Regions from separate parts of the Homo sapiens genome. Here all the other regions are linked to region 1. The links are chromatin loops, found by intact Hi-C in ENCODE. Cell type or tissue: sigmoid colon. All regions are shown on one strand. Each heading gives the region's core, and the rest is flanking DNA. Links, peaks and the distances in the headings are about the cores only.

Region 1 (7,874 bases), core at 3,234-5,733:
CTGTAAATGTAAAAATGTCACTAAATTGGAAGCATAATGTATGTTTTTGTGCTACTTATATGCCAATATCCTTTAAGCGATCACTTGACTCGAGTCTCCTGCTTTATATTGGTTTTCCATAGATGTGAGCACAGATCTAAAGTTTCCTGCCTCCATCTGTTCAGTGAGTATTATAATTTGATACACAGAAATAAGGTTTAAAAATTTTAACTAGTGGGTCTTTCTAGACTTTAAATGTTTGATCTTTAAATTTAGCTTTTATTCCAACAAACTGCTCTTTCGTGATCATAACATATTTTGGTACCATTGCATATTAGTATAACATATTGCTCCCCTCTAAATTTTTCCCAATCATTTCATTGGTTAATATAATGTAATATTTCTTATACTGTATCTGGAGAATTATCCTTGGGTATCCGTGACTTACTGATTCAGTATAAACAGATATATCACCTTATATTTTGACTGTAACAGTTGGCTTTGAGAACTCAAATAACCTTGGGGTCTATGTTATGACTTACAATGAATCTTTGAAGTTAAGATATATTTTACAGCCTCTCCTAGTCAATACATGGATATGATGATAAGGTCTACCCACAATATCTTGGAAACAAAACAACTGAAATATATTTAACCCTAATCCAGGTCCTCTTTCACTGATATCAGGATAGGATAGACTGTATTCTACAAGCTAAAATTTAAAGTTAAATTTTTAGATTGTAAAAATTTAAACAATATTAATACAAAAGGAGTGGTTAATATTATTTCCAGAAAAAAGGGGACATCCTGAAACCAAATTTAATGTGTCCACAATATTGTAAAATGAGAAGTCAATGATGACTAACAGATCCTCTCCATCCTGGTTGGCTTATGGTACATATTTAATTTATTAATATTCACCAGCAGGTTCCAACAATCATTCCTTGCTTTAATCACCTACTGCATTAGTCTGCTTGGCATCAAATTTGCAACAAAGATGAAAGATATATATGTAATTTCTCAGCTTACATTTTGCAATAACAAAATACCATAGACTGGGTAGCTTAAACCATAAAAATTTGTCACAGTTCTGGAGGCTGAAAGACCAAGATCAAGGTGCTGGCAAGATAGGTTTTATTCTGAGGCCTGTTATCTTGGCTTGTAGGTGACTGCCATCTCACTGTGTCCTCACATAATCTCTTTGGGAGTGTGGCATGGAGAGTGAGAACAAGCTTTCTGGTAACTCTTCTCATAAGGGCACTAATCCCATCATGAGGGCCCCACCACCCTTAGGACCTCATGTAGCTTTTTTTTTTTTTTAATTTGATTTAAGTTCTGAGATACGTGTGCAGAAATTATAGGTTTATTACATGGTAAAAGTATGTCATGGTGGTTTGCTGCACCTATCAACCCATCACCTAGGTATTAAGCCCCACATGCATTAGCTCTTTACCCTGATGTTCTCCCTCCCCTTGCTCAGACCTCATGTAATTGTAATGATCTCTCAAAATCTCCATCTGCAAGTCCCATGGCATTGGATATTATTGCCTCAACATATACATTTTGGAAGGACACAAATAGCCAGTTCATTATACCTGCTCAGTCACCTTCTGATTATTATTTAGGTTGAACCCTTGTCCAGATGAGAAGGAATCACAAATACAGGCTTTGATTTGAGACTGTAATGTATTAGGAGTTCAGAACAGTGGAGGACAAGGCAGGAAAAGCCCACAGCCTCAATATACAGAAGTAGGACAGGACATTATGGAGAATTCAAAATAACAAGCCAAGCAGGCCACCCAGTTGAGTCATCAATCTGAGTTGGATGGTCTGAGAAAGTAAGCCCAGGCAGGAGAGAGGTTATAGGGGCAGAACTGTGAAGAGTAAAAGTATCCAGAAGAAGGATGGTACCAGGAACCAGGAAAAATTCTCCAAAGCCTTATGAACAAAGCCACGGTCATTTTTATGGCAATGCAGAAGATGCTATGAGAGGGCCCATCTGACTTAGCCATATATTTGGCTTGCAACTTTGACTTTGCTACATGAAAAGAATGTTTTAGTTAAAATTTGATCTATGTGTCAATTCTATATTTTAAATAAACATATTAAATAAATTGACCTTGCATTTTTTACATGTAGTATCTTTCTTACTTGGATAATGTAAGTTCAGCTCCCTGAATACGAACAATTCTAGGTATACCCTTAGAAGTAGGGTTTTAAATAACAAAGCCAAGGGACAGAGTGTTAGTAGAGATCACACTGCAGGAGGTTCTCCCTGTTGCGACTACTCTTCCAAGATGTCATTTTCCATCAGCCAGGGGTAAAATTACAAAAAAAAAAAAAAAAAAATCCTCCAAATCACAATGACTTTAAGCAAAACAAAGATGCATTTCTTTCTTTCAATCACAGTCTAATTTTGTATCATTGGGAAAGATGACTCTGCTTCACTCTGTTACTCAGGGATCTAGGTTCACTTCCTCTAATGGCTATCTTCTAGAAACTTGGGTTATTTGCTGGATTTTCGGCATCGGATAAAAGAAGAGGAGGGTTATGCAGAAAGTATATGAATGTCAGGTCTTGACATGGAATACATTATTTCCACTCATATTCCATTGGCTAGAACTCAGTTGCATGGTCCCTGCAAGGGTGGTTGGGAAATGCAGTCTAGTGTGTCTAGGAGGCAAAGGCACCAGATAATGGTAAACACATATCTTATGATTGCTATATCTCTTTATCTGCTTATCTCTCTACAGCCTCTTCTCCACCAGTAGGAAAGTTGTAAAAAAGAAGATCTACAACAAAAGATACTCCAAATTATGCTTATGTTTTAATAAATATAATTTCTAAAAAAATTGATGAACAAAAATCTGGACAGTGGTCACAAAGTCAGTTTCAAATGGTTTTGAGCATATCTGTGAACACACCATATGTTCCAAAAACAATTAGTCATTGTTCAATATGAATAGACAGAATTGTAGCCAATAAATTTAAAATAAATTCTTGAATATACTTAGCATTAGAAGATTTGATATTATTTGAAAGCTCTGGTTACAGTTCTTTATGGCTGTTTATTTGTCACGAGAAGCATTAAGTTTTCGCCTAAATCCATATTTCAATAGAGTATTTATGCACTTGGTTCAAGAAAGAACTTGCCAGTGGCCTTCTGAGAGACAGCCTTGGCACTAGCAACTTTGAATAATACATCAGGGAAAAAGCTTTCAAACAAATTCTTTAGGTTAAAAGTAAGCTGTAGCCATAACTAATATGCGATGACTTTTACTTTATATCAGAGGGAAGAAATAGCCTCTTATTTAGTTAATTCTAGAACTACACTCTCTAGGACAATGACAATTAGCCACATGTAAGTATTTAATTAAAATTATATAAAATTAAAAATGTAGGTAGTTACTCTGGCCACATGTCAAGTGCTCAGTAGCCTTAAGTAGCTCGTGGCTATCATATTGAAGACAGAAGACATAGGGCATTTCCATCAACGTTGCTCCTGGGTAGCAGTGATCTAGAAGTTTGCTGACCCATAGCCATGCGAGAGGGAGAAACAGAGACAAAGAACTCTGGATCAGGATGTCTGTTACTTATTCCTTTTTTTCTTTGTGCACAAATATGAATGTGTTCGGTACATTTTAAAAAATCAAGCTTAAACAACTGGGTGTTTGCTTTGATGCCTAAGGAAGGGCAGCTAGCTCATTGGGGACTTTTATTTATTGCTTTTGTGCTAGCAAACAGACTACTAAAACAATTGAAAAGAAAGCCATTCTGTTTGGTGTGAATGGGCATAATAAATTAAATACAATGCAATTTAACCTATGATACTTAAGTAACAAAATATATCTGTATACATTTTAAAATATGAAAGCCAAATAGGCTACTAAAGTTTCTTTCTCTCTCTCTCCTCTCCTTTCCATACACTCTCCCACATCCTTCTATTTTTTTCTGGTTCCTGGAACATTCTGTTTTTTTTACAAGCTAACAAGTTTGATGTGGCTCTGTGTCTTATTCCCTTCCAGGCTTGCAGCTGTTTTGGCAACAGAAGAAAAAATCCCCATAACAAATCAAATAAAAGCCCTTTATGTGAAGAGGAATTGAAAACAGCAGGCCTCAAAGAGGACTGCACATGAGATGCCTTGTTCTGGCTTTCAACACAACTCAAATCAGAAACACATTACCATAATCTGAAACAGCCCACTGCTAACACAAGACAGATGGTGGGTAATAACCCATGCATCATTAATAAATAAATTCCAGCATTAAAGGCTTTACAAAGTATGACAACATTATCTGGGCACAATTACTGCCCCTCTCCCACCCCCAACATCATTTCAGTGTGTTATGGGATATGCTAGGTTTATTTTTTTTTTTTTTTCCCCTCCAACTCCATGGATCTGAAGGAAGTTTAAATACGACACAAGTTTTAACCAGATGAAACCTATCTCAGTGTACAAGACAGGTCTGAAACTCCATAAGGGAAAAATAAAATAGCTGCCAAAGTTTAATAGCTCACATGTTCTGGTGTTGGATCAGCCCACAGCAATTTATTGCACTGCCCTCCATGCGCTGGCCTCACCCTTTCTGGTACGCCTCTGTGCCTGTATTGCAGTATACACTCCAAGCAAGAATCTTGGCATCACATTTGCCACAAAGCTGAAAGATATATGAGTAACTTCTCAGCTTTCCTTTTGCAAACGATACCATCTGTCTCTTTTCCCCCAGCTCCCCCCACCAAGGGGGGAAGAAAAAACAGCCTCTGATTAAATTGAAAAAAGGAGAGAGAGAGAGCATTTTAACTCCATAAATGTTGGAAATTTAAAAAAATTATTTTGTTTTGTTTTAATTTGTTTGTTCAATGGGATAATGTTATTCCAACAGAATGTGAGGAGTATAAGAATGCAGCAATGTGACACAGAACTGTGCAGACCTCTTTGGGTGATGTTGTCTGGAATTCCCCAGGGTAGCAGCGTTCCTGCAAAGCCTAAGTGCCTACTTCCTATGCGTGCCATCCTAAGCCAAAAGTCAAGCATGGTCCTGGCCATCAGTTCTGGAAAAATACAGGCCTTAGGAGAGCAAATATTATATTAGATTCATCCTATATAAATTACATATTCCTCCTCAAAAGTGGGTAATATAAGCATTTTTGTCAAACAGACCAGCATCATGTTTTTAATGAAAGAGATAAACTATTTTACATTAACTCACTTGACAGGTGAAGAGCTAGGAACAGAGAAAATAATACATGCTAACCAGGCTAATCCAAGATTACTAGAAGGCCAAGGGAAAGTATCTCCGTGGCATCATCCATTGACCCAAGTGGTCAGTCATGTGGATGTGATTTATAGTCCGTGAGTACAGAGTTGCTTCTCCTGATCCAGGCCCTGTGGGGGTGGGGGAAAAGAAAGAAATCCCTCTCTGGAACAGCTGTCCCTTTTCTTTCAGCACACAGAGAATTTTCCTTCCACTTAGACTCATGTGAAGGCTGATCAGCAAGACTTTTCTAATTAGCATCTAAACCCTTTGCCTCTATGTCCTCTTCTTTCCCAAACTTAAATCAATATTTTTTATGTGTACATATGTATCTACTTTCTCTTAATTCACTGTGTGTTTATCTTATTTCCTCCATTAAACTGTGAGATTCCTGAGGGTAAATACTATGTCTAATCTATGCCCTAAATTCCCCTTAGCACCCAGTACAGAACACCACACTCAGGCTAAATGAAATGACAACTCAGAGACAGACGCCAAGGCCCCTGGCAGCGCAGACTCGGATGGAGTCTATGAGTTCCAGGTGAGTCTGTTCCAAGGCAGTTTTTCTTTGAGCTCTCTCCAACTTTCTCTGGGAACAGCTGCTGAGGGACGGTCAGAAGAAGGTGAGTTAAGCTTTAATTGGTTCCTGAGGTACGCAATTTCCTCTATGATCTTAACGTGATGAAGGGAAATTTAAATGGACTCGCATATTGAATCGATAGACAGAGAATAGAGCAAAAAATCATACTGATCAAGGAACTTTCTACAAACAGCACATTCTGTAAAAGTAAGGATTATTTTCAAAATGTCTTGGTGTATTTCCAACTCTATAATTTCTGGATTCACATTTGATAGTCTCCATCTTCTATCTTGTGGTAATTCCCAAGCAGGACAATTTACTAAGCTATTATTTTTTCATCATCATCATCCAGGTCAAATAAGTGACCAATACACTTCTTATTTTGCCCATTTTGAAGCACAGGCTATGGTTTTAAGTTGGTTAACTATATTTAACCTCTGTTCTCTGAAGTTTTAAGGCCAAAAATCAAATTCCATGACTACAAACATTAAAACTGTGAAAAACAGTATGTAATTGCACATTCATGCTGTAGTTTAGATTGTTATTTTTACTTTTACATGTAGCAAAGAGCAAAATATAGCATGAAACATATGAAGGACGAGTTACTTTTTTTTGATAGTCAAGAAAGTCTTTGTCTAGGAAATTAAGAGGTGATGTGTTCATTAACGAATGAATATTTTTGTGTGTCAGGACTTGCACCAGGGATTTAGGTTAATGTGATGAGCAGACCTTAAAGTAATGGAGCAGAAGAAATAAATCAGAACAGTGGGCTGGCTGAACAAAGGGGGTATTTCCACGTAGACGACTATGATGAGGAAGCAAAGGGTAGATAGACATTCTTGTGAGACCAGGTAGAGGGTAGATAGACATTCTTGTGAGACAGGTAGAGGGCCCAGGAACACAGAACAGTTTTCTACAGACCTGTACTAGTTGAATGGAGGGAATACACACTTAGCACACTGTATCCCTAGACATGGACAGAGTTGGGGTTTGCCACCTCTTTGAGGTATTTCCAGCCCAGTATTAGTAGCTATTCCTCTTCATTTTTCTGTATGTCTGCCGTTAGAGCATATGGTTCAGTTTAACAAATACTTGTGAAGTTTCTAGTGCCTCATTTTCCTTATCTGCAAAATAGGGGGAAATTCTAAATCTCACAGATCATTGAAAGATTAAATCACACATGTAAGGGTCTTAAAATGATGCAAACATTTATGGAAAATGATATGTTTTAGCTTTTATTCTTACAAAAATTGAATCCCTGGGCTAGGCACTCTAAATACAAAATAATTCCTTTTCCTTGCCATCTGGAAGCTTACCATGTGGGGGTAAGATCAATGTAGGAAAATGATTTTTATGTAATAAGGTAAGTGATACTTGCATTCACTCATGCAGAGGTATTTATTGAGCACCTACTCTGTGCCAGGCACTCACTGTATTAGGCCCTGAGTATGCCCTCATAAAAAAAAGAAGACAGGATCTCTGCCCTCATTGACTTTACACTTTAGTAGGACATAGGGAAAGACAGAGATTTTAAAAATTCACAGAAGTAAAGCTAAGTTATAATTGTATATGACTACCACACACAAAAAAAGATGCTTCCAGAAGATTGTTCAGTTGTTTCTAAGTGTGCAAGGCAGTCAAGTGAGATAAGGACTTATAAATGTTCCTTGAATGGGTGCTGTTCATAATTACAGTTTCTTTTGAGAGCTAATTCCAAAGACTGTTGATTGAAGCCAGATTGAAGTGGGCTGAAGAAGAAGGGGAGATAAAGAAGTGAATACATTGATTCTACTTACGGTACACTTTTGAGAGCTAAAATAAAGATATGCCCAGGAAACTCAGTGTAAGTTCAGCATCCATTTCCTGGAGGAGCTAACATCTTGCCCTGAATCTTAAAGAATGAGTTATGCATGTAAAGAAAAATGAGAAGGATATTATAAACAGAAGGATAGCATCCCTGCCCGTCTCTAGAGATATACATTGCTAAAGTCAAAGATGTGTGAAATGGCAATATATATGTAGTCTGATCTATAAAATTTCCAGATTTGATCATTTTCCA
Region 2 (7,874 bases), core at 2,546-5,045, 190 kb after region 1:
ATGTACAATGTTGAGGCTAACACTCTGGTGATACACTTCTGTTTTATTCATTGCAAATTTCCTTGTAAATCCAATTCGGCATCAGTTTTGTTCTGGATCAGTCCTGAGGACTTTGATCTAGTTCACTGCACCCATAGGTAGAAGACTGTGAAAATCTTGATTCTGTAAACAACTTCAGCTTTTGATCTGAAAATAAACAGCTTCTAGGGAAATAGGACCAAAATACATTTTATTTCCCTGGCTCTGTTTCTTTTTCTCATCCAGAAATTCCAGCTGTATACAAATCACCTACCTCCACATTATATCTGGAAGCACCTTTTGGGTACCTCAGATGTATTCAAGAAAATGTTCACTGTCTTGCAGGCACAGTGCACTGTGGTGTGGCTGGGTTAGGAATAGCAATGTTCCTGCCAATGGTTGCTAAGCCAAGTGCAAAGTCTCTCCCTTTGAGAAACCAAGGACTCAATTTTTAAATTAATAGCTTCTGTAAGTTTTCAGGGTATCAGTGCTAAAGAGGAGTGAAGAGCACCTATTTTTTTTTCTTTTTACCTGACAATCTGTTTAAGGGATTTCAAAGAAGTATTGTTTGAACCCAAATGTGTTAGAGAGTTTAGAGAAGCAGCATGTACAGGTTTTTACCTACAACTCTCTTCCCCTCCCCCCCCAATATAGGAAGGATTCCATAGGTTTAGACAGGGCTAGCTTTGAGTCTAGGCCGCATATTAATAATATTTTTCTCTGAGGGTGACTAAAATTATCTAGCTCTTGTTTCTTCACTTGGTTCTGCCATGTCCCAGCAGGTTTTCTGCACACTCTCCAAATAAACTTCTAAGGAGTCCCCTTAAGTGATCAGTCAGACATGTAAATTTAAATCAGATACATTTTATCACAACATTCCTTAGCCCTTTGGAAAATTCAGATAAAGTATAATCAAATTCATTTGGGCTCATTCAAAAATTTGCCAAACATGGTCAAATTTTCTTAAACATAATAGTGTAAAGTAAAAGACATATCTTAAACTACAATCCATCTGTAGTTAAATTATTTATTGTTTTACTTTCTGTCAATAAATGTTCTATGTTCTTATGTTAGAATTTGAAGAACAATAAAATGTACAGAGAAGTAAATTATAATCTTATGAAAATATAGATTGTACCAGTCTATGCTCATGATAATTAATATGAGCTTCAGATAGACGTGGATAGAAAAGAGAAAAGAGTATTTTATTTTTAATCTTGCAATTCATTTGTCTTAAGGTTTTATGCTTTGACAATATTTTGGTTGAATACTTGAAACACGTTGAATAAAAATAATTATATGAAATGCTCAGTATTACAAAATTGGCATCACATTGTAAATTCAGTTTTATATCCTCCTTTTTCACTTAAATTTATTTTTGATCATTTTCCATGTCATTAAACAGTATTTGAAAATGCAGTTTTAATGGCTTCATAATAGACTATTGTAAGAAATACCATAATATATTTAATTAATCTCCTATTGTGAGACACTTAAATTGTAACTAGTTTTTCACGATTACTAAAAAAAAGTTATAAACAGCTAGAAATATAGGTTTTTGACTGCATATTTCTGATTGTTATTTCTCTGGGAAGACTTTCTTGGAATAGAATTACTCCCTCAAGGTTTATGAATATTTCTTATGGTTTTGAACATATCACCAACTTGCCCTCCCAAATGGGTATATGCATTTTCAGTTTAAGTGTCTTTCAAAGTATTGATTCTAAATGTAAATATATATACATGTTTTGAAATTTTCTGTTCTCCCCTACTCCAGGGCTGGGATATTCAAAAGATTTCAAATCAGATGGTTCACTTAATAATTTATTTAGCTGACGTTTTCACAGATGGGTGCAAAATATGTTATTGCAATATTTTAGCACTTCTCCTAGATCATTAAGATCATCTGACCTAATCAAAATATTTCATTTAAAAGTGAGAGATTACACCTCTGGCTGGGTGCCCCTATTTACTTAGAAATGATTTCTTCTGTTTTTGAGTGTCTGTTTTGAGTACATAGTTATTAGTTGTCCACATGATTTTGGCAGGGAAGCATTGTTAAGTCTCATTATTTGTATAAATATTGAAGGCAAGGTTCAAAGAACTTAGCCTAATATGTGACACATAAAATACATGGTAAAGCTATGCTTCAAACCTAGGTCTAGTTGTTTATAGAAACTCCGTTAAGTCCCCTCTTCTCTTCTTGATGTCTAATTAGTAGATTTGTGGGTTTTTGTGATACAAGCACGGCTTTTGATGTAGCTGACTCATAAGCATTAGGCATTGGAACAGATTGAAATGGAGGGATTTATTACTTTATCTCCAATTCAATCATTCGCATATCCACCTCTGTTTATTCAGCACCGTCTATGTACTAAATCTTATGTGAAACACTGTTCTTCAAGATATCTGGATTTGAAATTCAAGAAATCCACACTTATTTTGGTCAAGGAATATTAAATTCTCAACATGTACTGTGTCAGAAAGTGCAGCACACAGGCAGAGAAGAGCAGGCTCAAATAAATCCCAGGATCTGCTGTGTCAAACTTGACACTTCATATGCTCTGATTTCTCGAAATTAACAAGTGAATACTCTGAAGGGCCTTTCCCATTGTTATTTGTCAGGCCTCAGATTTTTCCCCATTTATTTTTCTCCCAAGATATTTTTGCCTACAACTATATTGTTCAGTGTGTTTAGGGAAAAGAAATAGCAAAGTGATGTGATATATCAGAAAAATAATACTAAAAGCAAATGGAGAAAAATGGGGCTGAATCCACAAGGAAACCACACTTCAGGTGACATTGATTTGTATCCAGGAATAACTAAAAGGCTTTCTAGTGATTCTAAATACTTAAGAGCATATTCATTTCCTTCTAGAAGAAACCAAAATTACCCAGTAATTTAATTCATATTGAACTAGAGAGGCAGTCAGTTACATACACACATAACACGTAAACTCATGGTTTAGCTATGCCTGTTTCCAAGTACTTGAAACTGAAGGGTTAGAAGCGTATTTATACAACATCAAATGAGGAAACAACCTTCGGCTATTGTTAGCTTGGCCTTGGGGTTCTTGGAATGTCAACTTATAGATCAAAGAGTTGTAGCCAAATTGCCTATGACAGAATATTTTCTCTTAGAGAAGCAGACAAATGTCTATCATGCAAAGTTGCTGTTCTTGGCAACAGCAATAAAGGTACTAGCAGTATAATGAGTTAAAAAATGAAAAGGAGGAGGTTGGTAAAACTCCACAACACACATAAATTCCTTCTCTTCACTCTTTCTTTTGCTCCTGAATTGTTTAGGAGTTTTTGTTAAAAAAATTATTAATATTTTTGTATTACCCATAAAGATAACTAATAGTTGGTTACTGACAGATCTGTTTTGGCAAAGGATTGCCATCTGAAAAATTTACTATAGAATGTAATCTATAGTTTTCATGTTATATTTTTGAATAACCAACACTTTTCCATATGAAAATAAGGTATCAGAGGTATACCTACATCAATAAGAGCAAGTTGGCTGGAAAAAACTGTCTTCACCTTTTGTTCAGAATGCAGAGTTTTATGCAAGAGACCTTTCTCCTGCTAATAAAACCTCTCCTAATGTAGATTTTCTCTACAGGTTCTTTGCAGCAAACAACCTACCTGATTTGTACAAAAGAACACTGCTCTCTAGTGGAATAAGGGAAAAGAAATCCATTACCTCATTCACTTGCTTTTCTTGCATTGTTGGCTGCTGCTTACGAAAGGCTACTGAGCTTTGTCCTGGACTTATGACATGTTATGATATATGGCTATAATTATTATGATATTATACTGTGAAGTGGTTTTGCTCTCGTAATCAAGCAAAAATATTTTTCCCCAAACCCTCTTTTGTAAATTGAAACCGGTAGGTCTCACTATCCCTTCCTTCCTAGTGCAGCCTCTACCAACACGAATAAACCCTGCAACTAATAATAATTTAATTTACACAGGAACTTGCAATAATTTAACTCACATCAGGTTAATTTGGAAGTGATTAATGGCAGCATTTATGGATCTGGAAAGTTTTAATAATGGTTTACTTGTGAATTTATAGTGTTCGTGTTCCAGATCATGGGCTGCCTTTTTGTTGAGCACTTCGTCTGTCTACCCTCATCATCCCCATGCATGATATTCATCCTCCCTTTTCTGTCCTCCAATGTGTCACAGGTTGACGGAGACATGGCACATTTTTAATGCCACATTTTCTGTCTTAGTGGAAATAGGCCACAACATTATTACAAATATGCTCTGATGGGGGACTCTTTGCCCTGGAAATGTTGTTCTATGGATCACTTTTAAACAATACTTCCGGGGATCACTGTCTCCTTTGATATCTTTGATCACCATTTTCATGCATTTTGAGCTGGCCAGCAAGAAATGGGCTTTTTGGATTTGCCATAATAGTTTTGTAGCACTGGGTGGGTGCAAATGCAAATGGGAATGTGTAGTAACTATGCATTCTGAACAGACACACATTTTGAGGATTAAAACTGCACCCGGCAGCCCTCCAAAGACTTATCAGCCTTCTCTATTTGTAAGGCTCTGAAAAGTAACTTTAAATTTTTTTTTCTTGTAGCTCCCAAGAATTGAAGGTGGGAGAAGCCCCTCTTGTCTCAGAATCTTCATATGCAAATAAACATGCCTATATGGTACCAAGTAAGGATGCATAATTACCTCCTCCAACAGACATTATTTAAATTCTATTTTCTGATTAGCATTAGAATTTTAGTATAAAACTGTAAGTAGCAATTTGAGGAAGCAACTTTTTATTTCAGAGACTGTTGGCAACAAAGGTGAGCTAGAGGCCTTGACAGACTTATAGCCCTGCTAGTCAGTAGAACACACTTGCCCATTCCACAGCCTGTTTTGCTTCTGTTCTGATTCTGCTCTGGTTTTGTGGACCATCAAATACGGTTGTGAGCAGCAGAAGTCAAGAGCAAGGCAAACAAAAGGCGTTTTGTGAAAGTGAAAAGCACATTTCTCCTTTCTTATGCTTAATATTTACTTTATCTTCACCCTTTTTCACATCTGGACGAAATTAATAATCTCTAACTAAATCTCTTTTCAAAACCATTAAAGAATATCACACTGAACTAAGTGTTCTGTTATTGAGAAGGTAGTAAAATGATGTTTCTTTGTAAAGTTATCTTTTCTAAATCAGTGGAAAAAAGCAAAGCTCAACTTCAAAATTCTGGTCAATGTGGCTTGTTAGTTACCATTTTCACATATGTATGAACAATAGAATGCCATTTTTTAGGTGGTAGGAGCTGCTATTGAAAGTGAAGAGGCTTATAAAGAGGTGGAAAGAGCATTGATAGAATAAATACATTCAAGCTTCAGCTCTTCCACCAAGATATTTTGAGCCTTGAGTTTTGTCACTTCTATGTGACTCTATCTTTTTCATCTGTAAGAACTACCTACATTAATAATTGCTATGGAAATTAAATAAGACAATATATGAGAAAGATTTCTGAAAACCAAACATGATGTACGGCACATATGGAGGACTTTGAATATTATCTTGTCTCCATGTGAGCTGTGTAACCAACTCTGGTTTCTTAATCTCTCCAAACTTGAGTTTCTGCTCAGTAAAAGGTCTAAAAGAACAAGCTATCTGCAACTCTCCATAGTTTTACCATTAAGCAAGAATGGAGCAGATACAGAATGCTCACAATGAAATCCTTTTTAAAAGGAAATATTCCAGCCATAGCAACTTTGAAGGCCTCCTACTTTGAAGGTGAGGACGTTTTCTAAATCAATCAGGATTCTTGGAGATACCTCTTGTTCATTGTCCTTCATAACCCCAGGTGCAGAAATATTTGAGATTCTTTTCGGTTTGTTATACTTCAGCACCATATTTGAAGTGAAAATTATGACAAGTGCACAATTTGGAGACTGTACGCTTTCTTCAGGCTCCCTCTCACTCACGTAAATGTGGGGTATCAAGAGTTATTTTAAAGCTTGGCCAGTCAAAGATTTTTCAAAGATTGAGCTTATGGTTTGTCAGTACACTTTCTTCCACGATTTAATGGAACTGTGATCCCTTTTTTTGTAGAGAATGCCATGTCCCAGTAATTCCTGACAGTGTTGAACTTCATCTGATCTCTGTGCTACTGAAAAAGAGTGATGGTTAAGAAATCTCCCATCTTTTTGTGTTCCTGGAAATAACTTACTACAAAGAACCACCCTTCCTAATATGAATAAGACGAAACTCAAGGATGGCCCCTTGTTTACCTAAGACGACGCTAGACACAGAACTTCCACGTTCACATTATCATATCACAAATGATTGGCTGAGCTGTTTGCCTCCATTGATCAATCTGTGCAAAGTGCCCGTCAAATTGACCTGACCAATCTTTAAGCAGCCTCTCTCCTTCCTCCAGGCCCCAGAACTTCATTTTGCTTCTAAGCTTAAGCAAGCGCCAAAATGCCGAACAACTCTCGTACACAGCCAACCCCTCCTGAGAGCTGGCTGACTGTAGGGAAAATAATTTCCTGATTGACTGTCCAATCATACTTCCTGCTTAGCCGCCTCTCCAACACTGTGTTCTTTCCAGCTTTGTTTACTCTTGCCTATAAAATGAAAAGCCCTTTCTGCCTAATCTTTGCAGATCTTGTCACTGGTGTATTCTCCCTATTGCAATAATCTTTTTGAATAAAGTCTTTGCTTATTTTAGATTTGTTTTTGACAATACCAAAGCTATTTTCTAGACAAAATTCTTAAATTTATTTCTTTGTTTTCTCATTTCCACTTCTCATTATTGCTTACAGTCTTTCAATCTTAATATCATTTGAAACAACTGGTGGGGAGGCTACTTTCTTAAGCCAATCTCAGCCATGAGTCATTTTATTCAACTAAGAGATATAGCTGGGCCATGATAGCTTCATGACAAATGGAAAATCTCATATATGTTAATGCCCAGTTATTTTATGAATCTGAGATTGAAACATCCGCCAAGTGTCACATTAAGCGTCTTAAGCAGCTTCATTTACACCTCCCACAAGCTGCCCCTAAAGTGAAGAACGAAATGGAAGATGAGAATTCACAATGATGAGGTAGCATGAATTAAATAGGAGAGATTGAGGAAAAGTTCTTGGAGAAAAAAGATATATATATAAATATATATATATTCATATATATGTGTGCAAGTACATATATATGTGCATATATACACATAAAAAAAGAAGACATTATTAATAGTTCATTTACATCTAAAAAGCATTTGAGCTATTTAAAAGAAAAATAAAGCAATCTAGATAAGAATAAAATCTTGGGAATCATGTAAAGCACAATGACAATGATAACACAAATATTCAAAAACATGGATTAAGAAAATGTATTTAGGTTTGAGCTCTCTGAAAAAGCACAGACAAAATAGGATTGGATTGATCATACAGTGTTCAATGTAAGCATCTGTGTGTAACAGGATGAAAAATAAATTGGGATCTGTAACTACAACTCCTTTTGAAAAAAGTAAAGCTGTGATAATGGGAGGCCCTTTGTTCTGCAGGGCACATTGATAGATTGGGACTTTCAAGTTTGGGAATAAGAGAGGTGGGAAGCTGTGTTTCTCTCCATAACAGGGAAAAATGTGAAGCTTATGAAGCCACCTGGGGTCAATGGGTAAGTCAGTGAGGTGACAATAGGCCTTACCAACACTATTTGAACCATCTCCATTAGCTCCCACATTTTGAATAAAAGTTACTAAACTCATGAAAAGCTGGTGTTTTTTGAAGAAATGGGTGAAACTGTTATGCGCATTTTCTGGAATTATAGCAAAGTATAAGAAAAAAATTATGTCTATATATCTCAGGGAGAAATGATGACT
Region 3 (7,874 bases), core at 2,546-5,045, 870 kb before region 1:
CGTCTCAAAAAAAAAAACAAAAAAAAACTAGTGTGAGTCCTTATGCTAAAATTAAAAATGAAATCTTTTCAGTTCTAATAACCTTATCTAACCAGTTTTGCTCAGTTTTTCTTTTGGAAGAGTGATCTGTAGTCAGTAACCACTGAGAGTTCTTAGTGAGGAGTTTTATTGTAGTAATATGTTTGGGTTTGGACTAAAAAAGAGAGATAAACAAAACTAGCATGTTGCTGGGGCCTAGGTTTGGTGTGAATTGAGCATGTGCAGGCATTACTGTCCCTGGAACTGCAGCTGCCAATAGAGTGTAGATGAATTGCATGACAAGCTTCTCTCAAGGCATTAAACTTGACTTGTCACCAGATTTCTTAGTAATAATGAGTATAACCACTGATTATTTACTTAGTCTTTACATAGTGTCTTCCATTCTCCCAAACATTTTATTATGAAAAATTTCAAATTACAGAATAAAAGAGAAATACACAGCAATACCCATATTATACCCACCTGTATGATACCTGGAGTCTATAAATTAACATTTTGTAATATCTATCTGTCATATATCTTCCATAGGCTCCTCCTTCCCCCAAAATCAAGAAATAAATTAATAATATGGGGAATTTGGAAGGACTTGATAGAGGATCAGGCCTTTCTTTAGCTACCGACCTTGGCTTAGACTGATAACATGAAGCAGGGATTTCCATGTACTTTTTTTAAAATTTATTTTTTGATTTTTTTCAGTAGAGATGAGGTCTCACTATGTTGTCCAGGATGGTCTCGAATTCCTGGACTCAAGTGATCCTCCCACCTCAGCCTCCCAAAGGGCTGGGATTACAGGTGTGAGCCACCACACCTGGCGTCCATGTACATTTTAAGAATTCTGTCTTCACCTGTTTTTATAGGGTTTTCCTCCTAGACTTGCCCTTTGTACTTTTGGCGTGGTTGTATTAGGTGATCCACCATTACACGGTTTTTAGGTGATTTCTTTCTCAACTGTCACTTGAGATTTTATTTAACGCAGAAAAGCTGGACTCCCCTTACAAAGTCCTCCTCTCTTTGTTCTGACCCCTCAATGAAACTTGACTTATACTTTACCTTTAAGATGTAACCAGTATATTTGCTGGGGGAAATATTGTTAGCAACGATAGGTAAGAAAATAGAAATAATTTTGCAAAAGGACTCTGATTTTGAACTTTGTGTGTATGGAATTGTCGTGATGGAGATTTTCAGTTGGCCTCAGGGACCTTGGGTGGTAAGGGGGTAAGGACCAGAAACAAAACCTCATTGAGGACCCCAGTGTGTGGAACCAGGCCCTTCAATGCTGTGGCCTTCCGGTTGCTCCTCAGGAGCATAGTCTTTGTTTCCTCTTGGTGCCCTCTTGATGCCTTGAGCAAACAGCTGGTCAGAGCTTCTTATAAGTACAGTGGCCAGCCAGTGTATTGACACGCACAGACACAATAGAAAACTGCATTAGAAGGCAAGCCATTGGGATTTGCAGTAAATGTATTACAGAACACAAGTGACTTGCTGATACTGCTTGTTTAGCAGTTTGCAAGGGCAATGGCAGTATGGATTTTTGAATTAGAAGGGAAGGGCTGTTCTTTCTCTGTGTGGGAACATCTAGTTGATGGCTGGGGAGAAAATTGATTTAGAGAACAAAATGCAGCCACCGTTATTTGTGCCATTTGAAAGGCCTCTATGGATTAGTGAGTGAAAATAAAAAGGTTGCTTTCGGTTTAGGAAAGAGGGTCTTAACATTGATCTGCGTCTTGGTCTGGTATGGAGAGAATAAAGGATGGACCACCAGATGGAGAAAGGGCATCCAGGCCCCATGCAGCCTGCAGATACAGGTACACACTCCATTCTCACATAGTTGTCTTTCTCAGCTCTTTGGCTTTCAGAAGTCGGCTTTTTGGGTTTATTATTACAGTAAGCTTTTCCAATGACAACATTAGAGTTGTCATAGCCCCCATCCGTGGAGCTCCCATGTGCCCTAGGAATTGGTCCGCCAGAAGCCGCCCCCTCCCCGTGTCAACCTTCCCAGCCTCCCTTTGTGTGGATACTAATTATTCCACCTTGAAAAAGAGAAAACAGGTGAGTGGGATTAGGGGATGACAGTAGCACCTACCCCATAGGGTAATTACCAAGATTAAGTGAGTTACCAAATGCAGGAGCAGTTGCGTAGTTTCCTGGCATGGGGGCGCTCTGAGGGATAGCTGTGATCTAAATAGCAGTCCCTTTAAAACTCTACCCCTGCTCTTGGACTTCTAGGCCATGCTTCACTGATACTTCCGTTTTGTTTTTGCAAACCCAGCTTCCTTCCTACCTCTGAACTGATTTTCCCATTACCGTGTTTTATTTCTTTCCTTCTAAGATCATAAGCATTTATCTTTAGGCTTAAAAGGAGAAAAAAAAAAAAGGACTTGTTGGCAGTCTGTTTTTTTTTTTTTTTTTTTTTTAAATGAAGTCTCGCTCTTGTCCCCCAGGCTGGAGTGCAATGGCGCAATCTTGGTTCACTGCAACCTCCACCTCCCAGGTTCAAGCGATTCTGTTGCCTCAGCCTCCCGAGTAGCTGGGATTACAGGCGTGCACCACCATGCCCAGCTGATTTTTGTATTTTTAGTAGAGTCGGGATTTCACCATGTTGGCCAGGCTGGTCACAAACTCCTGACCTCAAGTAATCTGCCTCCCTCAGCCTCCCAAAGTGCTGGGATTACAGGCGTGAGCCACCGCGTCCGGCCTTGTTGGCAGTCTTTATTGTCTAAGTAAAATGTCTTACTTTGGCCAAACAGCAGAATGTGTCCTTGGAAGGCAATAGCTTTAAGTAATGTAACTATCAGTAAGAATAAAGTTGTGTTGAGTTTTTTCATTTAAAGGGATGGAAGAACAACAAAGGATTTGGTTCATTCTATCAAAGTAAGTTTTGGCAGAATAAGGACTAGGAGGTATATTTCAGAGTTTTTCTTTCGAATGTAACATGGAAAATTTGTCATTTTGAAAACAAGCAGGGTATGGAATTAGAGGGTCAAGTTGTTGCTTGGTTACAGAAAGAAAAAATTTCATTTTGATGAGGGATATGTACACCTGTGGGGAGTGTGTGCATGTAGTTTTCTTTTTGCTCTGTAAAGTACTGTGCAAAAGTTGTGAGTAGAGTAGTTGTGGTGCTGTCTTTCTTCGTCTACTCCATGGGCTTGAGATTTTTGTTGACAGTCAAGGTTCACAGCTGCTGCTGATGTACTAATATTTGGGGAAGCAAAAAAAAAAAAAATTGTTGGGAGGCTGAGGCGGGACAATCACTTGAACCTGGGAGGCGGAGGTTGCAGTGAGCCAAGATCGCACCATCACACTCCAGCCTGGGCAAAAAGAGTGAAACTCCATCTCAAATAATAATAATAATAATAATAATAATTTATTGCAGGGGAGAAAGGCAGAGCCATTGGGATTGGTCAAACTGGAAGTTTAGGCTGTTTACTCTTAATCCCAAGCACAATGCAGTAGAAACTTCTTGTGTGTCTTTGTAAGTATTTGAGATAAAGCAGGGCACAGTTCAGACAAGTTGTGCCAGTACCTGCTCTCAAACAAGCTCCAAAGTTGGCCGCCTTCTGATCTGGGTGTGCTGAGAAGCTCCGCGTTCATGGCTCTTTCTGCTTAGCTTGAGAAGTGGCCCTGACACCCTGAGGATCTGTAGGGGAAGCACTAGGTTCTTGACAACCCCCTAGCCTGCCAGTTGGCCTGGGTCCCAGAACTTTTTCCATTTGTAAGTGGGCTGGCTCATTTACAGTGCTTGGGCCATGAGCTCCCTCAGAGCCAATGTCTCTGCACAGCTACTGAGGAGATTGGAATTGGACCATTGAAATGTATCCAACTTCTGTACTTTTTAGCTGACCAAAGGCCAAAATCATACCACTAACTTAGGAGGGGAACTGCTGACATTTGAATCTTATAAGAAATCTGTATTTTATAATCGACTACCCTAGATGCTATGATATTTATGAATTAAATGGAAGTATAAGGAGGAAGTATAAGGAGGTTTCAAATACTGACTGGATTTTTCTGAGTATATAGATTTTTTTTCTTTTTTTTTTTTGAGACGGAGTCTCACTCTGTCGCCCAGGTTGGAGTGTAGTGGCGCAATCTTGGCTCACTGCAAGCTTCGCCTCCCGGGTTCAAGCGATTCTCCTGCCTTGGCCTCTCGAGTAGCTGGGATTACAGGCACATGCCACCACGCCCTGCTAATTTTTGTATTTTTAGTAGAGGTGGGGTTTCACCATGTTGGTCAGGCTGGTCTTGAACTCCTGACCTTGTGATCCGCCCACCTTGGCCTCCCAAAGTGCTAGGATTACAGGTATGAGCCACCATGCCCGGCCTTCATTTTTCTTAAATAGAGACAGGGTTTCGCCATGTTGCCCAGGCTGGTCTTGAACTCCAGGGCTCAAGCAATCCGCCCGCTTCAGCCTTCCAAAGTGCTGGGATTACAGGCATTTGCTACCATACCCAGCCTAAGAATACATTAGTTTTGAACTGGTTGTTAAATCTGTATTCATCCTTGTTTCTTTTTTGTTTTGAGACAGAGTCTCACTCTGTTGCCCAGGCTGCAGTGCAGTGGCGTGATCTCAGTTCACCGCAGTCATTGCCTCCCAGGTTCAAGCTATTCTCCTGTCTCAGCCTCCCAAGTAGCTGGGATTACAGGTGCTCACCACCATGCCTAGCTAATTTTGGATTTTTAGTAGAGATGGGGTTTTGCCATGTTGGTCAGGCTGGTCTCGAACTCCTGACCTCAGGTGATCCATCTGCCTCGGCCTCCCAAAGTGCTGGGATTAACAGCATGAGCCACGGCACCCAGCCCATCCTTATTTCTTGACTAATTTATTAAGTATGGCTTACCTACCGAAAGGGTCCCAGACAGATCAATGTCAGTGTATCACTGATCTTATGCAGCCATTGTTTGGGTTATTATTTTATCCAAGATCAAATACCCAAAAAAAGCTGTGATTTTTTTTTTTTAATTTTTTTTTTTCTGATTAGCTTCTGGAACTCTCAAAGTGCTGAAATTGCTCAAAGTTAATAAGGAATAAGTAACAATTGTTGCTTCTCAAAGCAATATAAAAGGTGGCCATGCCTGCAATCCCAGCACTTTGGGAGGCTGAGGTGGGCAGATCACAAGGTGTCAGGAGGGTCAGGAGTTCGAGACCAGTCTGGCCAATATGGTGAAACCCCGTCTCTACTAAAAATACAAAAATAAGCTGGGCACAGTGGCGCACGCCTGTAGTCCCAGCTACTAGGGAGGCTGAGGCAGAAGAATCACTTGAGCCCGGGAGGCGGAGGTTGCAGTGAGCCAAGATTGCCCCACTGCACTCCAGCCTGGGCGACAGACCCAGACTCTGTCTCAAAAAAAAAAGGGAAGGGACTTTTGTGTAGACTTTGCATTGTGAGAATATTGGTATTGACACCATTTATAATTTGGAGTAGAGTTTGAAGACCAGATTCTACTGTTTGTCGCATACTGGTTAATATGGCTGTAAAGAGGAGATGAATGTGGCTACTTTTCCAAGTCTATTACTCAGGAGGACTGTAAATTTGATTGGCTGTTACAATTCTAGCAGAATCATTCGATTTGAGAGCAATAGAAAGATAAGATATCCAATTACCCAAATGATTTGCAGGGTTGGCCAACGTTGTCATGGAGACACGAGTTGGAACAAATTAAATTTTAAGCAATAAAATAATCTTAAAGCCCGTCTGGGAACAAGAAAATTTGGCAGTGGCACTTACCTGAATTGAATCTTAGCTTGACACGATGTTGTTTGACATTGATATACTGTGGGGGCCTAAACTTATATGTGGTACAACATTATCTTTAAAAAGTCGCTCGGCCAAACCAGCAAAGGGGGACCGTTGGTATAAAGTCAGGGTTATTAACATTTATTTATTCTATGGCTTAAATGATGATTAGACTCTGGGTTCCCAAGAATATTTTGTATCTAAGGATTGAAATGCCTAAATAATGATTAAGCAGCTTTAATTGGACACTTGGGGAAAAAAAGATTTATTTAGCAGCAATGCGCAGTTTTTGGAACTGCCCTTCCTCTTTGTGTGCATGTCTTTTGGTGTGGGGGGGGAGGGTGGAGGTGTAAGCATGCATATATTTGCATGTACAAGTGAGGAGATTTTGGCACATGCCCCTACACTGCAGATGATTCTCTGTATTAGTTAAAATTTCTACTTTACAGTACTGCTTGCAGACTGGAAAATTGCGTTCCAGACTTCAGCTGATGATCTAAAACCTGAATAAGCATTAGTCTGTGGCTTAGAAGGTTATTTCCCCTCATTAATATATTGTTTAACTGGTTCCTGGCTTGTGCCACGGATTTGAAAACAGCCGAGTGGCCCAGAAGGAGGGAGGGCTTTTTATCCACATGTCTATTAGACAGATGGAGATGAAAATTGGTCTGAGGTCAAGCCATTTGCAGCGTTCTCACAGCCTTCGATTTTCCTCTCATCCTCACCACAGATCATCTCAAATGATTCAGTAATGACCAAAAGTGCAACATTGACCTTTATTCCCTGGTGGATTACTGTGTTTCACAGTCCAAATGGCAGGAAGTCTTTTCTGTTCTTCCAGAAGGAGTGCAGCATTATTGAGCCAACCCAGCCCTGTGGGAACCACACAAATGCAGACCAGTGTAACAGAATACGTGGGTTAAATTTGGTTTCTGGTGCTGTGGGAAACGAGAATTGACATGTCCTGGAACCCACATAATTAATGGAAGACTATCTAGGATGTTTTCTAAAAACACACAGGAGCATATAAATTGATTTGTCCACTTGTAAAATAACTTGTGAATTACAGGAGTGGTAACTTCTGGTGGCCCCTGGTTTATAAATTGTTCTTGTTTCCATTATCTTCAGTTCCTCTCTCCTTATTTAATGCTTCCCTAGTATATCTTAGACAATACTGTAAGGCTTTATAATTTTAAAATTATAAATTGACATGACTGAGCATAAAGGGATGAAGGCCTTTTTTTTGGCATACTTTTAATTATGTGTATTTTTGGTCAGTCCCTGTAACTCTGAATAGATTCTGTCCCATACGACACTTTTTTTCCCATCCTGAAAGTAGGTTGATTGTTATCTTGGAGGAATGGTGATTATTTTTCTCTTACTTAGATTCCTCTGTGGATTGTATAATGATGCAGTGATTGGGGTTTTTTTTGGTAAAGAAGTAATTTGTATTTAAAATGTTATTCCTGTTTGCCTCCACATGCATGGGTGAGTCAATATTCTGTGAATCCATACACCATGGCACCTGTCATCTAGGATCCTTTTGCTTACTCTCTTCTAAATACTTAAAATAATCTTTTCCAAAGGTTATGCTTTGAAAAATTTAGCTAGCATCCCAGATTTCATTTTAATCGTGACTAAAATGCTTTTGAGAAAATAAAACTTCTTGACTGTTAACTGTTCACAGGTTCTTTTTCTGCCTCAGTGGCTCCAAATTTTAATCCCTACCCTTGCCCACCACAACTTCCAACTTCCTTTACATATCCTTCTTTTTTTTTTTTTCGAGATGCAGTCTTGTTCTGTCGCCCAGGCTGCTGGAGTGCAGTGGCGCGATCTCGGCTCATCGCGACCTCCGTCTCCTGGGTTCAAGCAATTCTTATGCCTCAGCCTCCTGATGTAGCTGGGATTATAGGCATGTGCCACCACGCCCGGCTAATTTTTGTAATTTTAATAGAGACAGGGTTTCACCATGTTGGCCAGGCTGATCTCGAACTCTTGGCCTCAGGCAATCCACCCTCCTCAGCCTCCCAAAATGCTGGGGTTACAGGTGTGAGCCATCACGCCCGGGTCTGAGTATCCTTCTGGCTACTTTGAGAGTG

Evidence for each region. A loop is a pair of places that touch in the nucleus more often than their neighbours do. Peaks named below come from ENCODE experiments on the same cell type or tissue, not always from the same donor. Only the 100,000 strongest peaks of a DNase experiment are listed, where the experiment ranks them.
Region 2: it touches region 1 in a loop (5-fold over the local background); 2 of 110 quality-filtered maps call a loop at or near these places.
Region 3: it touches region 1 in a loop (6-fold over the local background); 4 of 110 quality-filtered maps call a loop at or near these places.

What each region holds. Positions count from the first base shown.
Region 1 is chr9:80,794,707-80,802,580 of GRCh38, reverse strand. No RefSeq gene overlaps it. Among named protein-coding and RNA genes, the nearest start is that of TLE1, 890 kb to the left of the region's middle. RefSeq lists enhancers at 3,862-4,373, 3,524-4,796. In sigmoid colon, for the core only: no CTCF peak of the experiment used is centred there; DNase peaks (open chromatin) are centred at 4,060, 4,290 and 4,560; H3K4me3 peaks cover 587 bases.
Region 2 is chr9:80,601,148-80,609,021 of GRCh38, reverse strand. No RefSeq gene overlaps it. Among named protein-coding and RNA genes, the nearest start is that of LINC01507, 780 kb to the right of the region's middle. In sigmoid colon, for the core only: a CTCF peak has its summit at 3,696 (motif pointing left); no DNase peak of the experiment used is centred there.
Region 3 is chr9:81,667,852-81,675,725 of GRCh38, reverse strand. The region is part of intron 4 of TLE1 (TLE family member 1, transcriptional corepressor); the gene reads left to right. Among named protein-coding and RNA genes, the nearest start is that of TLE1, 18 kb to the left of the region's middle. RefSeq lists an enhancer at 2,058-2,352. In sigmoid colon, for the core only: no CTCF peak of the experiment used is centred there; a DNase peak (open chromatin) is centred at 3,725.